2 separate regions of the Mus musculus genome follow, and region 2 is linked to region 1. Evidence: chromatin loops called from intact Hi-C (ENCODE). Cell type or tissue: left cerebral cortex. All regions are shown on one strand. Links, peaks and the distances in the headings refer to the core of each region. The heading gives the core; the rest is flanking DNA. Region 1 has its middle 98 kb from the start of Trp63. Region 2 holds the start of Trp63 (transformation related protein 63).

Region 1 (8,969 bases), core at 587-8,586:
AAAAGAAAGAGGCCACAGCTGTTCTCCTGGCAGAAATGTCATTCCTTCTGAGGCTTATCAGCTATGTACTTCCATCTATCTCCACAAGATGAATCATCCAGTTTCTGTCTGATCTCCTCTGTGTCTCACTGTGATGGGCGAAAAGAATCTCCCAGGGGTAGACAGAATGCTTTTTATTGAACCCACAGAAGATAGAGCATTCACAAGATACTTTCCCTCAAGACATTGCTTTTCTTTAGCTCTTATCCCACATTCTCAGTTATAAATACAAACGCATATAAGGTCATAAAATATAAATATAAACATATAAAGCAGTTTCTCAACCACATATTGGTATTTCAACTCCATTCTCACTGTTTTAATGTATATATATTGTGATATATATATATATATATATATATATATATATATATATATATATATATATTGTTTTTAATATATATATTGTGAAAGAGTGTATGTTTGGCTGACAAAGTTCTTGGTCTGAAGTACTCACATTTTCATATTTAAAGCATTTGCCTTGAATGGCTGATGAAGAGCTAGCTATCAATGACACAATCCAGAACTCTCCTAGAGATGTCTTGCTCCTGACACAGTAGCTGTGTAAGGTTTAAGCTTGAATTAGAGCCATACAAAGGGTCTGTAGGACAAAGTAACGCATGCCTGTGCTGTAGGAAGAGGCCAAATACTTGAATAAACTTACCAGGTTAAGTGCACCCCTAGGAGGGACAGTTTTCCTTTCCTTGTTTTTCAGAGAGTATTTTCATCTCTATTATTTTTATTTATATGCAAGTTCTTTTGTCTGCATGTATGTTTACAATGTGTGTACAGTACCTGTGAAGGTCAGAAGAAGGCATTAGATCCTCTGGAGGTGGAGTTACAGACAGGCATGAGGGTGCTGAGACTTGAACCTGGGTGTTCCTCAACGAGAGCAACCAGTACTCTTAATCATTGTGCCATCTCTCCAGCCCCTGGAGACTTTTAAACTATAAACATATGAAGATCCATGCATATACAAACATTATACATCCATATTACATATATATTTAGTTCATATCTTAGTGACAATTATATTTTTTAGTTTAAAGGTAGTTTAAGCATAAGCTCATAAGCTATTTAAAGTACAAAAATTATCAAGTCTTCTATGCAAAAAAAAAAAAAAAAAAGAGGTTGGTTAAAGAATCTAGAATGACTGATAACCCAAATACCTAATGCATGGATAGTACATTAAAACTGCTATCCTTTTATGTATAAGCAGTAGAAATGTATTGCATGTGGCATGCTAGGTACCAGTACTAGAATCAAAGTCCAAGTGATTGCCATGCTAACATTAGTATGTCCTTTGAAAATCATAATTCTTTCCATAAAGATACTGTAATATCTCTCTCTCTCTCTCCCTCCCTCCCTCCCTCCCTCCCTCCCTCCCTCCCTCCCTCCCTCCCTCTCTCTCTCTCTCTCTCTCTCTCTCTCTCTCTCTCTCTCTCTCTCTCTCTCCCTCTCTCTTGCACAGGCACACACAGATGCACACACCCAGTTTTCACCTGTTGCTTTTTGTGCAGCTATCTACCCAAATCCATCTATCTCTAGTTAGTTTGCTCTATATTTTGCTTGCTTTAAGATCATTTCAACCCGGCTTCAGTGATTCTCTTTTTTTCGTTTTGCTGGAGAAATGCTTCCCAGTGTGGTGGAATTCATGTCCCCCATCCAGGAGCCCGACCCATGCCCTCCTGGGCTAGAAAATTTCCCTACTTCACACAATCACTTAGATGCGCTCAGCCCACCAGTGTTATGCAGAAAATTTAAATACAAGTCTTTAATTTAGCAGATCCGCCTACAAGGTTCCAGAAGCTGAAGTCAGCATGAGTCTTTGGGAAAATATCACCCTGGAAAAAAATAGTACATGTGAGAAAAATACTGTGAATTTAGAAGCATTTGTTTTACAAACTACAGATGCAGACTGAAAGAAAATGACATCTCGCTTTGATATTAAGCATCCCTCCATAACGCATCCATCTGCAACATGTTTTGCACTCAGTTACCCGCTAAACCTCGCCGCACACAGATTCGCACATGAGGCACAATACAGATGACCCCGTTTTACAGATGGAGAGAATAGAAACACGGAGAGCAAATGAACTTCTCAAAGTTTCCAGTCGGGTTTTCAGACATCTGCCATAGGCAGGGGGGGAAACTCAATAAACCACACTCCTTTTGAAGTTGAAAGGGGAAAATTGGGTTGGTTTTCAGTTTTGCTTTCTGAGTGATTGTTACGGGCTCAGGTCTGGTTAAAAGACTAGGAGAAAGTAGAAAGGCCCTTGTTTAGGAAATCCACAGGCTTGGGAGTGCATGCTCATGTAGACTTCATAGCACAGGAGTGGGTCAAACTGATATCAATAAGCTGAATAAAGTCACAGTTTCAGACGATTAAAGTAGTTGTGAAATGAGAGGGCCCTGTGGGGAAGGCCAGTGGTGGGCTCTGCTTGGTTTGGCAGCTTCTCCTCTTGCTCAGATCTTCAATGATTTTGTCCAGTGATTCTAAACCTTCCTCATGCTATGACCCTTCAATACAGTTAGCTCCTCATATTGTGGTGACCTCCAATTATAAATTTTTTGTGGCTATGTCATAACTGCACTTTTGCTTCTGTTATGAATCATAATGTAAATATCTGATATGCAGGACATCTAGTATGTGAGTCCTGTTTAAGCCTTCCTCCCCAAGAGGGTCATATGAGACCCAGGATGAGAATCACTGACTTAGTAACACTTTTCAAAGAGTGCTTCTTGGGCCAGCAGCAGCAACTTTTAAGGAAAGACAAGGACAAAAAAATGGAACAGAGACTGAAGGAAAGTCCATCCAGAGACCGCCCCATCTAGAGATCCATCCCATCTGCAGACACCACACTCTCACACTATTGCTGATGCCAAGAAGTGCTGGCTGACAGGAGCCTGATATGGCCATTCCCCCAAGAGGGTCTATCAGCACCTGACCAATACAGATGCAGATATTCACAGCCAACCTGTGAACCAATTAACTGGAACACCCAGAGCTCCCAGTCACTAAACCACCAACCAAAAGGTATACATGGAGGGAGCCAGGACTCTAGATACATATGTAGCACAGGACATCCTTATCTGACATTAATGGGAGGGGAGGGACACTTGATGCCCCACTGTAGGGGGATGCTAGAAGGATGAGGCAGGAGTGGGTGAATAGGTGGAGGAGCACCCTTGCAGAGGCAAAGGGGATGGGGAAGAGCAGAGATGGGATGGCAGGGTTGGTGGAGGGGTAACTAGGAAGGAGGATATCACTTGAAATGTAAACAAATATATGAATAAAAAGAAATGAATAAATTAATAAAAAGAACACAAGAGAAGTACAAATTGGCAGGCTATATTGACAAAAACCCCTGTTGAGGGCAGGGCCTGAAACGAGTTTCTTGAAGCCTTTCTGCTGGTTTTGATGCAAGGTAAAATCTGCAAACCTCTGGTCAGGAGGTGCTTGTCCACTGGGTTTCTGAGACTCTTATGGCACTCTAATGATGAATTCTGTCTTTTCAGATCAATTTAAAGTGATGTTCGGCTAAGGGGCTGATATTAATCAAATTTAATGCTCTGTGGACAAAGTAGTTGCTGATCTTCCCGATTTTACTGCCAAAGGAGTTGAGGTAACGGCTTAAAGAAATGATAGGAATTGAGAAATGCAATGCTATGTTAGAATCACATCCTAAACTTGTTCTTTCTTTCTGGGGTCACGTTTTGAAACACACACACACAGTGTTGGGGGAGTAGGGAGGGAAAACAGGAGAGAACAGAATTATGGGTTATTTCTCATCCTTCTTGAAGACTCTGTAGCTAGTTGTGCTCTGCAACCCTAACAAAATGTGAGTCACCATGTTCTACTTACACAGAATATTTTAATCACGTACCAAGTAAAACAACTCAAAGATGTTACAGTTCTTCAAAAAGCATGATTAAAACCTGGAAGGCTGTCAAGGTGCGGATCTTGCTGTGTGGTGCCTGAAGTCAAGGCTTCTGCTGGTCCCTCTCTTGTCTGAATATAGCTGTAGATTACACCACTCTCTCTAGATTTAGTGAAAGTGTGAAAATTTAAAATGTACAAATTCTCAGGTTTCTTATGTAGCTGTGACGAAGCTGGGTTACTTCTCCAGGGTTGCTCTATCTCTGGAAAATGAGAGGGAGATGCTAGCAACTCTGCACTGGTTTAAAGGCAACAAGAGGGCAACAATTGTCTGAGAAAGGAACTGGAAACATCTCCTTGCTCATCTTTTAAGATGCAGTAGCTTTATCTTTGGGCATAGTGTCTGCTTTCAACCCTGTGAGTCGTGGCCATCTTTCTATTGCTTCATATCAGACCCCAGCACATAGCTATCCAGTGACGGTATCCATCATTTAGTGCTTAAGTGCATCTGTGTATCCTAAGGACATAAAGAGTCTGACATGGAGTGAGTGCAGGGTAGGAAGACTATTGGCAAATTGGTGAAAGGATGGGTTGAATGGATGAATACTGATCCACCATACCTTTTATGTCAGCTCAAAATAACAATAAAGCTCTAGTTTGCCCTCACACATTGATTTTTGACAAAGCAATTTTCCCAGGCAGAAAAACTTAAGTTAGATGACCTCGTGGAGCTTTGCCATCTCTCTAACTTCTTGGTTCAACAAGTAATTGAAGGGAATCAATCTCGTGCTGTCTGACAGTTTTGACAGCTGCTGTTCTCGGGATGTCAATGCATGTGCTGTCATTCTGCTTAACAATTTAGAACTGAACAGAGACATATGCACTGCTAGTCACATTCCTCTGGTCTTGCGCCTGCCTCCAGCTCCCCTCTTCTGCCGTGGTTTATCTGCCACCACTCAAGTCAGTGGCATGTGTTTTTAGTGCCTGAACATTGCTTTGGTGCCTTTGTCCGGAGCTGGAGGCAAGATCAGAGCCCATGTTCCCTGAGAATCGCGACACTGCTTTCACAATGGAGTCTCCAGCCTCCTTGCAAACTAAAAGGGCTCCATAAATTTGAGTCTCTTCACATAATAAATGAATCTTTTCTGTGTGTTTAGCCAAGGGAAGGGGATATGAAAGTGAATAAGAGTAATAATAAAAAGCGAGCGAACAGCATGGGTATAATTAAAGTGAATAGCTCACACACAAAAAAAAATAAATCTCTGAACGTTGACTTCCTCCGGGACACACCCCATTACACCCAGACCTCGCCTCAGAAAGGTATGCACAGCTTGACATGCTAATGCAAAGCAAACACCCGCACTCGTGCTCCCAGGGACATGAAGAAGACTGGGTTTGCTTTCTGCAGATCACGGGGCTCAAAGCAACTGGATTTCAAAAATCTCAGTGCTCAGTATGAAACTATATAATCATGTATATTTCCTCAAATCCGTGGGTGGCTTGGGTTTAACGACCAACACGGGAATCTTCCCTGTACCATCAGAGCACATTTTCATCTGTGCCCAAATGAATAGCCAGAAGCTTAGTAGGACTATTTGGGCCCAAGCTATGCTCTGTAGGATTTCCCCCAGAAGCGTTCCTTGCAAAGTATGAGCTCTGAGGGAGCTTGGCTGCTCCAGTCTGGGTGGGGCAGTTCAAATCTGCACGTGCTCCCCTGCAGCTGGGTTAAACACAAGAGCCTGCAGGCGAGAATCTACTTTTCTTTCTCAAGAACATTGAGTCCAAGTCACTCCTGGAATGAAGATTGAGAACTCTTTCCTTATTGCTTTGATTAGCAGAGTTTGGGAACATAGTCTCTGGGTTATTTATAAGCAAGAACAGTGCATGTGGCTCCTTTCTTCAAGAAGGGCTATTTACACAGAAGCTTCTCGTAAGATAGTAGCTGCCCTTTAGGAAAATAAGATTCACCATAAGTTGATTATGGATATGATATGTACAGTTTTTAAATCTTGGTGACTTCACATTCCACTACTTCAATTTCTATATTTTGTTTGTTTGTTTGCTTGGTTTTGTTTTTTTCAATGAAGCATGTATGTTTAAAAGTAGCCAGCTGGACTCAGTTTAGATGATCCAAATTTTGTTGTCAACGTACAAAGCATCATAATCAGGAGTCAGCTGAAATACAGCCCCCCTCTTTCCATCAGACATGAACAGATTGAGTTGACCATATCAATGTCATTGAATTTCTTCAAACCCTGTCTGATCTGGTGTTTGTTGGGTTTGGCATCCATACTAGACACAAATATGTCATCTTCTATCTGCTTCTTGGCTGACTTGGAGGTCACTGGGAACTTGAATGATGGTACAATGGGCAAACTTGTTTCTCTTGGGAGAATGCTTGTAGAGGAATGCTTCTGGAGTGGCAGTGTCTTGGGCAACGAGAAAGTAAGTATGTAATGTGTGGATCTTCTGTGGGTCGAGGGGGGGGTGGGTTTGAATGCCCTTCTAGAGCTGTTTTCTTGGGTTTCAATGACCTTCACTTGGCTTTGGTACAGAGGCTTCCTTCTTTGCTTTGGGAGAAGTTTCCTGTCAGTGCCATCAGGCTTTTCTAGAGAAGCAGGGGTGGGGTTTTTATATTTGCATAGTGAAATATGACTACTGAGTTGTATTTAGGTATAGAACCTTTCCCAGCTTGAAGTGCTATGAACCCAGAAAACACTGGACGACCAAAGCCACCCAGAGCCAGTGATTTTTAGGTTCTTGTCTTGCACATCCAAAGAATAAGATTCACAGACAACAGAATATTAGTTTTGGAGCGACTTTTATTATAGATTCATAGGTGAAAGCTTAAAGAGAGATAAAAAGGGCATTTGAGGTAAACCTGCGGTCAGTCATACGGCAATAAATTGTCATATGATGGGAAGACGGGCTCCAGAAAAAGAGAAAGGAAGTCCAGAGTGCCAGAAAAAGTGTAAGTGGGCACTGGCCAGGATCTAACAGAAAGAGACAGAAGAGAAACACAAGGGAATTATACTCTTCTGACTCAGGACTCAGAGAGGCAGGTATGTCTAAGGGAACCACAGGACAGCTCCTAGGGTCTATGCTAGGGGTTGCGATTTCTAGGAAGGAAAAGTGCATTAGCTCATTAAAGGGAAAGTTAGTCTTTCTATCTCTTTTGCATGGCTTAAGGTGAATCTGCCTTTCTAAGAGATGGTCTCTTGACCAGGTGATTGACATTCCTGTCCTGATTAACTCTATGGGAGCTAAGGATGCCATGTGCTCATCCAGAGGGACATTTCATCATTTTGGCTAGGAGGTACTGTGACAATTGCTTTACAGCATTTCTTATCCTGGGAAAAAGAATACATAGGAGTGAAGTATGGTTTAAGTATGAATTTTCTCTCCCCCCCCCAGCATTTAATACTATCAGTCTGTTGACCCACCCACCCCCTATCTGCTACCTTCATGTGGATAAATGTCTTTCACACAGAGATTCTACAGTCTACTATTCTTGGTATACCAGTTGAGAATTGGCTGGCAAACTCAAAAGGAAATGCATAGATCTGAAGTCACTAAGAGTTCAAGCCATTCTTTTTCAACTGTTTCTAAAGAGATTTTTTTTCTTCTGTCTCTTATGTCATATTTAATATTTACAGTGTTAACCATATTTATCATGGAATTCTGAAAATACGTTAAAATAAAACAAGATTAATTGCTCTCAGCATTGAACCCTGTTTACATGTGAGTGAGTCACTTGAGTCTTAGAGGCCAATGTTCTCCTGTTGAGAGAACATTGAAGCATTGCTATTGAATTGCACTCAAGCTCAAATGTTCTTTGAACTTCTGTTCCTGGCTAATGACTTGCAGAATGACCACCTTTATTAATTTGGTGGTCAACAGTTTAAAAAGAATTCCTTTGAACATAGGATTTGTATTCATCAACTGACCCCTGAAAACCTACTGAAACTTTCTTGCCTTAACATCTAATAAATTTTATATTATTATTTCAATTGGTAGAGACAATAAATAAGAATCCTGGACTTAGGATTTTCATTCTTTATCAGCTAGCCTTAATATTTTATTTAACTCTATAAACATAGCAAGTCATTTCATTTCCCTGGGCCTTGATGATTTCATCTGTATAATGGGAGCAGGCAGTAGGGTAGGAAAAGAACAGAGATTTTTATCTGACATTTTCTTTAGAGTCCCCCTAAATTTATCATTCAATAAAATAGGGCTCTGGGATAATTATCTAAGTATTAATATTTACATATAGTGATTTATAAAGAGGGAAAGATGAGGACTAAAATCTTAGAACCACTATCTAGAGGAAACAAAGTTGTAGTGGGTGCCCTGCTTGGCAGGTGAGGTGTCCCCGAGGAGAAGAAATAGCAGTGTGGGAAGCAACAAGAATCTAAATCTTGTGTACATACAGCTCATTCTATGAAGTCTTCATTTCAACCAAATTAATTTCAACTAAATTCATTTCTATTGCATTAATAGTAACTGTCTAAATATAAATTTTGCATTAAGTTATGACCTAGAGTATTGAAAGTAATCTCTTGGTAGAAAAATCACTAAGATATAATAGCAAGGTCAAGTCATTACCCCAAATAGGCTATTTCTCAGCAAAGTTCACAGAGAAACCATGACAAACAAAATCAAGTGTGTCCTTGTTTCTTGACTTAATAAACAACCACACAGAGATAAGCTCTCTGAACACAAGGACAACACTCAAGAAGACAATGTCTTTCACACACACACACACACACACACACACACACACATACACACACACACACTGGCCTCGACTTTTGCAAACTGAAGACAAGACCACACATGCACAAGAGAGAATTTTCTTCACTATGCCACTAGGATAAGCCCATTAAAATTGGAATCCCATCATTGGAACTAGTCATCTTTGCAGTGTAAATAAAATATAAAGCTGTGTTATGTTAGAAAGCAAAAGTGTGGACTGCCTCCTCCCTCAGATATAGTTCCATTTTCTAATGTGAACTGGATGGTGCCTGGACTGTGTCAAAAATCAATA
Region 2 (8,896 bases), core at 1-8,000, 95 kb before region 1:
GGCACGTGGTACATTTTAAAATTTTTTAACATTTTAAAATGGTGTGACAATCTTAAGTAATATTTTAATTAATTCTTTGATAATCTCATCCCCCTCCTCCAACCTCCAACATCTCCCTGACCCTCCCACATCTTCTACCCGAGCTACATGCTCTCTCTCTCTCTCTCTCTCTCTCTCTCTCTCTCTCTCTCCCCCACTCTCTCTCCTTATAGAGTACAATAGTGTGACAAATTTAAAAACATGGATGTCTTCAAACTTTGTCACTTAGTAACTCAAGAAATAAAGTATAAGATAACTGTAGAAAAGATATCTACAAACCACTTTAAGTCCATACAAAGTCCAAAGTAGTATTATTATGCTCGCTAAACAAGGAGGGCTTCTTCAGTACACAGCAGAAACACTCAGAATACACCAGGCACACCAGTTCAGTTTTGACAGACGCCAGGTCAGATTTAAACTCACCGCTGGATGTAAGGGTCGGGGCAGTACTGTAGGGTGGCACACCGTGAAGTTTCAAAATTCATTTCCTTCAACTCTCTTTGATACCAACAGATGGGAAGCAATTCTATAAAATATACATATACACCTGAGAATATCTAGGTATGTAGCCAGGAGGCTGAAAGCAATAGGGTCAAATGCCATCAGACATAGAAGTTTAGACACTTCCCCCCTTTACTCAGATTTGCAAAGAGGCGGGGCGTTTCTTCCTTTCAGCCAATGAGAGTCTTCAAGTAACCAGAGCATCATAAACCGTCAATTCTTACCAGCTGGGCACCCCCTGTAAAGCTGTTCTTCCTCTCTGCCACAGTTTTAGAGCCCTTGACGTAGAGTGGCCACACTTGTTGGCAATTTGTAGGCATCTCTGAACTTCTGATCTTGCTTGGGATTGGGTGCTGGTATGAATGGCATCAGAGTTTAATCACAGAAGCCAGGACTTGTCACTGAGCTAATAAATGTCCCCCTTGCTCCAACTGAATAACATCTCCTTGTATCTGTATTCTGACTTGATTTGAGAGCTCCTGTCAGTTCTGCTGTGGCTACAATGTTTTGCAGAGACGCTTAGGAGACTTTTTTTTTTCTCGGCTTCTCCCTGCCCCACCCCCACCCCCTTCTGCCTCCCTTTCAGCCAACCGCCTGTTGTGGTCACAATCTCAAATAGCAAAGACAGGGAAATTCCTTGATTATATTTAACCTAGAACTCACTCTTCATTTCAACGAGAGAGAGAGAGAGAGAGAGAGAGAGAGAGAGAGAGAGAGAGAGAGAGAGAGAGAGAGAGAGAGAGAGAGAGAGAGAGAGAGAGAGATCATGTATATGTATTTAGAAATAGTTTCTGTCCCAAATAAAAGAAAATAGCCTGCAGTGATTTTTTTTAACCATACAGATATAAGTAATAGGATTTTTATGTGATATAAAAATAGGAGTTAATATTCTTTTACAATGTTTCCTAATTGTTTTATTGTTTTCATATTTATTTAGAATTATTTTAGATGGCCTGTCAATGGGGAAAAATAAAGTTTATTTCAAACTCTTATCATTCTGTCTCATTCTATTATGCCTCACTTTTAACTTTTTTTAGTCTCCTTCTACCTACTTTACTATAAAATCTGACATTCTTTATATTGTAAAGAATTATATATTATCAGGCAAAGTCTCCATGATAATGAATTTGTTTCCTTTCTGAATGTAGGCTGTAAACCAATCCTGGTTCTGTGGATTTAGAAATTGAATGAAATATGATTCAGAAGCTAAATTAGAATAGAGTCCAAGAGGGAACTAGAGCTGTGTGCCCAAGTGTCACTGACATGTTACGTACATATCTCCATTCATGCCACAGCCATAGACACCTGCAAACTAGTGACATCAGAAAATGTCAAAGTTGTGAGACAAGCTGAAGAGAAATCTGACATTTTCCTGTAAGAAATTCTGCTTCAAAATGTGTTCATAAAGATGTTTTATTTGTTGTTCCAGCCAGGGAGAAGCTATTTAAAACTTGACATTCTCTTTCTTAACTCAGACTGAGCGTGTCTAACATCTGTGAATTGTGAAACTCACACACATGCCGGCCTGCGCTCCAGCCAAATCTGACAGCTTGCTCTAAAAAAAAATGTTAAACTTGAGCAAAGATCGTTTCACTAATTAATTATAGATTTGCTCATTGGAATCAAGTGTTTGGCTTTCTTCCTCTGAGCAAATACAGATGACCTGATTATAAAGTTCTTAAATTGAGAATAATCAATTTCCTATGGCCATGGACTTGGGGGAGTTTCATCACACAGGGCCTGTCTACTCTTAGTTGTGAGATGAATCTCTGAAGGCATAGAAAGAATGATCTCCTAGCCAAAGGCAGCTTAAGCTGTCCCCCAGAACACAAGAATGGGAGGGGGTAATAGAGTTAATGCCAAAGCACATGTTTAGTGTGGAAAAGGCCCTGCCCTGCGTTCAGTCCTCAATCGTGAAAAATTAAGAAAGACTAGGACTAGGATTTCTAGTGGAGACTGTCTTAAATTTTAATAAACCCGCGAGTCACTTGAAATTCTTGTCCATGCAAAATCTGGTTGGTTATTTCCAGGGTGGGGTTTGAGATTCCATTTCTAACCCTGGGATGACTCTGCCAGGATGGCTGGCCCAAGTACCAGATCTGAAGTGGTAAGTTCTGAGCTCACCTTTCGCCTTGTATTTATAATTAAGTGCTTGCTGAAAAGAAGAAAGAACTTGTCAAAGTAATTTATATCATGGTTCAACGTCATGGACTTCCACATAACCAGTCTTCAAGTACTCTTCATACATATTTTCACTTACAAGTTTTAGAATTTAATTTAAAAGGTTTAAGTTTAAAATAATTTAGAGCATATGCCATTATATCAGCAGTTGTTATAGAAAATTATATATATATATATACACATATATATAGTACAGAAGGCAGATTATTAGGTGGCAATAGATTAATTATGAATGATATTGGTTCCCACTACTTAGTTAATAAACAGAGTTAACTTGACTTAAAGGAGAAAAGCAAGCTCCTCAGGATGACAAACACATTAGAGCACATGAGCATCCATGACCTGGGAAAATGAATGGCGACGACTATACCTTTCCAACCTACACATCTAAAGGATGCTTGTGAACACACTTGCATTGTAGGAAGCAGGAAGTAGGACAACAGAGAAACAATAATGTTTAGTATGTAGAGCTCTTGGCATAATGTCCCAGGAAGAAATATGCCTTCCTTCTCCACTTCGAGCAGTCAACATGCTTAGCCTAACTCAAGTATTCAGCACAGAAATTCTCCCTGAAATCTGCAACATGCATCACACAACTGCTATCATTTATGCACTTTCTGGTCTAGGCTGCAAACTTTTATCATTATTTTCCTGCTTTGGATAGGAAAATAATTCTACCATTCAAGGAGAGAACAGGAAGTGTAGGGTGATGTAAAACAGATGTTACTATGAACAGTTCATGACCTGTGTGTTCCTCCAGCCATTACAGTTTGTGACTTTGGTCACTATTTATCAGAGAAGCTGAGTTCAGGGCAACTGGACCATAGGCCCCATCTTGTCTGGCTCAATATGGCTTATACCACTCCCGACTATTCAAACCAAAATGGAACCTTCTAGAATATAAGGTAGTAAATGTACCAAATATTGCACACTAAAAAGGAATAGTTGAATTTAACATTCTTCAGCACTGAACTCATTTTGACTACAATCTCTATTCATCAAGGATGAAACTGAAGTTTGCCTTGGAAGAGGGTCGTACTATCAGTATACATCAATTCTGGCTCTACTTTTATTCTACCTAGATGTCAGACTGTAATAATTATAAGAAGTATAGAGCAAAAGGTGCTGACATCTAGGTAGGGTGAAGGGAGAACTAGAATTCATGTACTGGTAGTGAGGGAGTGATAGTTTCCTGAAGAAGCATATACATTGCAGACTTAGCTATGGTCTCTTGATCTGACCTTGAGCTTCTTGCAGGCCTTGCAATCCATCACATGGAAACATTTATAGCTAAACTAATGACCAGAGTCTATTCAGAAGAGAAAAAAAAAGGGGTTCAGGGGTTTGTCCCAATGAATGGGGGAGTTTTGATTCAGGAGCATGTAAGGAAACACAGAAGCTAGTTAGGCAGGGACAAGGTTGGCAGGTTCCCTAACAGACAAACCTGATACCCTCGAAGTCACACCCAGTGTCCAAAAGCAATGTGGGTGGGCTTCTCTTCCAGACATACCCGAACAGCTGTGTGGGGGACGCTTTTCACTCCCACCAGTCCTTTGCTCAAAGTCCACGTGAGTGGGAGATAAATAAGGAAACACAGGAAGTCCTTATTTGGTACTGCCCAGATTTGTTTTTCCGGAAGCATCTGTTAGATCCAAAACAAGATGTGCCTTTCCTCTATACATTTCTCTGTGTTTCCTAAAGGAAGCAATCTCTTACATAATCACGCTTCAACCATAGAAACCACAAAATGCACATCCACAAAATATCTACTCTGCGTCCATTTCAAGTTGCCTGTTTTGCCAATTATGCCTGTATAGTGACAGAAAATCCTGATTCACACATTTCCCTGTTTAGTCATTTTCTCATTGGGAACAGGTTCTTCAGCTGCTTCGCGACACGGTTATTTGGAAAGATGGCAGGCCAGTTGCTTAGTTTAGTTTTTGGTGGATATTTTCTCCTGAGTAGATTCAGTTACTTGATTTTGGCAGAAACGGTATGAAAATGGGGCTCAATACATCACATTCATTGTGAATTGTGTGGCTTTTAAAATCCCTCCAGTGAATTTTCTCCAAATTTAAAGCTCTGAGAAGCAGATCATTTTAAAATTTTCACAGTAACTTCCAAGATGTCAGGAAGTTCTTCTATAGGTTGTTTATAATGTCATATACTTCTATGCAGTATATACTTGTGAAATATTTGAATTCTCATCGTTTTACATTGTTGTCCCTTTCTACTTTGTTTCCACATCATCCTCTCTCTCCCAACTTGTGGTCCTGAGAAAGGCCAGGAGATGGGTTTTGAAGATTCACACAATGGCAATTTGAAGAGGGTGAATTTTAGATTGGGGTCAAAAAGACCCATTCAAGCAGTTTTCAGTGTTGCTTGTGATATTTAAAGTAGTGCAGTTCATCCTGGTGTAATGAATGAGTGCTGAACAAGGTCCCCCTGTGTGGATTCACTGTAGGCTCAGGCTGATGTTCACTTTAGGAATTGGTGGGGAAATATCGGTGGGCTACTTAATCAGGAGTACAAGATAGTACAGGAAAATCAGTGACTTCAATATTTACTTAAAACTCAAATTGTTTTCTATTACCATATATATGTATAAATATTTACACACACATATATATATACAATACATATACTGTATATTCAGTGTATATATAATATATGTATGTATAATATCAATAAACAATTATGCATATACTATACATGATATAGTTGTTTTGAGAAGAACATGTAGAATAGAGATTATCTTAATTTTGGGTGACATAGGTACACAAACCTGTGAGGAGCCACAAACATTAGGGTTGTCTGCTGAATTTCCAGTTGACACAATAGAAGAAAAGCCTATGAGAGCTTCTTTTCAACTTGAGGAGTCCAAGACACTATGGCTATTAATTTCTGAATAGTCTATTTAGATGTTTGACCCATGTGTATATCTAGTTATTTAACATCACTGCCTTAGAAAATGGAGCTTATAAAATACTTAGAGATTGCAAAAATACATTTATGGTGCTACCAGAATCTGGGGGGGGGGGGGGGCGGGGGTTGGAAGTGGTTGTTTAACATGTATTAGGTTTCAGTTTTGCAAGATGAAAATCTTGTGATTGGTTATATGATACTGTATCTATATTTAGCTTGACTGAACTGTACATGGAAAAACAATTAAGGCAGTAAACAGTCTATATAATTTTGTATGTAGTATTTGAAAAATTAAAAATATGCATAGGTAAGTGCTTAAATCAATAGTCCACATAAGCAGCATAGGTAAGAAACATAAAAGAAAATCAGAGAGTATTTCTTCTGAAATATTCAACATGCATGTCTGTATGTGTCTTGAATTTGTGATCTACTGAGTGGGTTTTTACAAGATTTTGTATCAAAGTAATATATTAGGCTTTTGCTAAATATAACATGTGCTAGGTTAGGCAAACCTGCCTGCAGGATATGGGGATGTCTCAGTCAGGTAGTGAACTGTTTGCTTAGCAGTTATGAAGTCCTGAGTTTGGTCTTCAGAACCCAGATTTGAGCATGAATGTAGACATTTGTAACCCCAATGCTAAGGATCTGGGGACAAGATGATTTGTAGGACTCACTGGTAGCCAGCCTAGTTTACTGGGTGAGCTCCAGGCTAGAGATCCACTCTAAAAAGGGGAGTGGGGTGGGGAGTAGACAGTACCTGAGAAGTGCCACCTGAGCCTCCACACACATGTGCACACATGTATACACACATATACAAGTACACATACACAGAATCTGCTGAAAAGACTTTGAAAGTATCATTCCTACTGTAAGGATCTGAACTTCTAGTTTCTGTGTCTAACATGCTTATCAGTTTGCTCACTGTATATCACTAACCATGGATGATGTCATGATATGACATGAATTTCAGTGGGGTTCTTATGTGCCTCCCTCAGATTGGGTGCTCATCTATTTAACAGCCAGTTCATACCACCAGGATAAATATTTCTTGAGGGTCTCCTTTATGTGTGCATCAGTGTGCTGGGAGCTGCTAAGAGCAGCCAGATCACTAAGAGCCAACCCTTGTCTCTAACCCTTGTACTTCCCAGAGCACTGGAGAATGACTTTCTTTCCCTTTATAGAGCTTAAGCTTTGTAGTCAAAGGAATGGAATGGAATACCTTTATACGTTGGTGTCCTCCATGGCCCATTTACATATAAACTATCCACATGTTGTAGTGCTCCTGTCTTTGTCACTGCACTTGTGTTATATCTCCCTTGCAATGTATTTTCTAATAGATGTTCATGAAAGAAAAAGAAAAACTGAAAAGGGCCAGACAGAAATGGCTCAGTGAAGTGATTAAGATCACTTGGGTGCTCTTCCGGAAGATTCAGTTCTAGCATCCATATGATAGCTCACAATTGTCTGTAGCTCCAGTTCTAAGGGATCCAGTGCCCACATACACACATACATGTAGGCAAAATAGGAATGCACATGAATTAAAAATCAATAAGTCATTAAAAGTGAGTGAATAAGGAGAAATAGCTATGGCACAGCCCTCTGAGTGAATGATGGCCAATTTGCCTGCTGGAATTTTGGTCTGGGGCAAACGGTGCCTGATTAGTACTTATGAGGTAAGAAGGTGTTTGCTAGCATCCATGAAGCTCCGCTGTTGGTAGGAAGAGAATGCAGAATTGTTCATTGTCTTTGTGAGAGCAAGAGACCACTGGAGCAAGTCCTCACGCCAGATAGACATTCATTTGTACCTGATGCTTCAGGATTGTTCTTGGGTGGACTCATAAAGGCTAGGATTTCTGCCCAGAAGAAAGATAGGTATGAGCTAAGATCTGAGTATTACAAAGCCTGTGGCAATATTATGTCTCTAGTATATGGAGTCCTGAAAAACAGTATGTATCTATAGAGACAACTGTCAAAAAAGGACAAGTCTTGAACAGAACATCAACAACTGAGGTTCTAAGATAAAAAAAAAATTGATAAACAGGACCTCTTGAAACTGGAAAACTTCTGGAAGGCAAAGGACATAGTCAGTAGGACCAAACATCAATGTACAGATTGGAAAAAAGATCTTCACTAGCCTTGCATCTGATAGAAGGCTAGTATCCAAAATATATAAAGAACTCAAGAAGTTAGATTCCAGTGAACCAAACAACCCAATTATAAAATGAGATACACAGATAAACAGAATTCTCAACAGAGGAATCTCAAACATGCTTAGTTATCAGGAAAGTGTAAATCAAAACAACCCAGAAATTACACCTTACACCAATCAGAATGGCTAAAATATGAAATAAAACTCTAGTGACAACACATGCTGGCGAGGATGTAGAGAAAGAACACTTCTCCTTTGCTGGTGGGATTGTAAACTGCTATGATCACTCTGGAAATCAATCTAGTGGTTCCTCACAAAATTGGAAATAGTTCTACATGAAGACCTTGCCATACCGCTCCTGGACATATATATACTCAAAATATAGTTTACCTACCACAAGGATGTGTGCTCCACTATGTTCATAGGAGCCTTATTTATAATAGCCAGAAACTGGAAGCTACCTTGATGGCCCTCAACTGAAAAATGGATACAGTAAATGTGGTTCATTTACATGATGGAATACTATTTAGGTATTAAAAATGAGGACATCCTGAATTCGGTAGGCAAATGGATGGAGTTAGAAAGTGTCATCCCGAGTAAGGTAACCCAGACCCAAAAGGGCATGCATGGTATGTACTCACTGATAAGTGGATATTAGCCAAAAAGTACAGAATAACCAGGATACAACCCACAAACCATAAGAAGTTAAACAAGAAGGAAAGCTCATATAAGGATGTTTCAATCCCACTTAAAAGGGGGGAAATAATCAAGGGAAGGATGCGAGTGGGAGAGGAGAGGGGCAGGAGAAAGGGGGGCAGGATCAGATATGGGGCAGACAGGTGAGATATGGGCAGATCAGATATGGGGCAGGATCAGATATGGGGCAGACAGGTGAGAAGGCCAGAGCTTCAGGATGAATGGAAACATGAAGCTGCCAGGGTTAGGGTTTGGAGGTCAGGGGAACCTCTCGAAAGTCCTAGAGGCCTGGGATGTGAGAGGCTCCCAGAACTCAACGTGGGTGACCTTAGTCTCAATGCCCAACAGTGCAGAAATGGAGCCTGAATAGCTCACCTCCAGCACTTAGACAGGACCCCCAGTAGA

Evidence for each region. Peaks named below come from ENCODE experiments on the same cell type or tissue, not always from the same donor. Only the 100,000 strongest peaks of a DNase experiment are listed, where the experiment ranks them.
Region 2: a loop joins it to region 1, with 7 times the contacts of the local background. A loop is called at or near these places in 3 of 42 quality-filtered maps.

Annotation. Positions count from the first base shown.
Region 1 is chr16:25,581,166-25,590,134 of GRCm38, reverse strand. No RefSeq gene overlaps it. Among named protein-coding and RNA genes, the nearest start is that of Trp63, 98 kb to the left of the region's middle. In left cerebral cortex, for the core only: no CTCF peak of the experiment used is centred there; DNase peaks (open chromatin) are centred at 1,903, 4,003 and 4,718; H3K27ac peaks cover 947 bases.
Region 2 is chr16:25,675,918-25,684,813 of GRCm38, reverse strand. Trp63 (transformation related protein 63) reads right to left here and starts at 1,049. Exons shown (of 14, transcript NM_001127259.1): 1 at 463-1,049. The coding sequence starts at 524. In left cerebral cortex, for the core only: no CTCF peak of the experiment used is centred there; DNase peaks (open chromatin) are centred at 2,021 and 4,380; H3K27ac peaks cover 294 bases.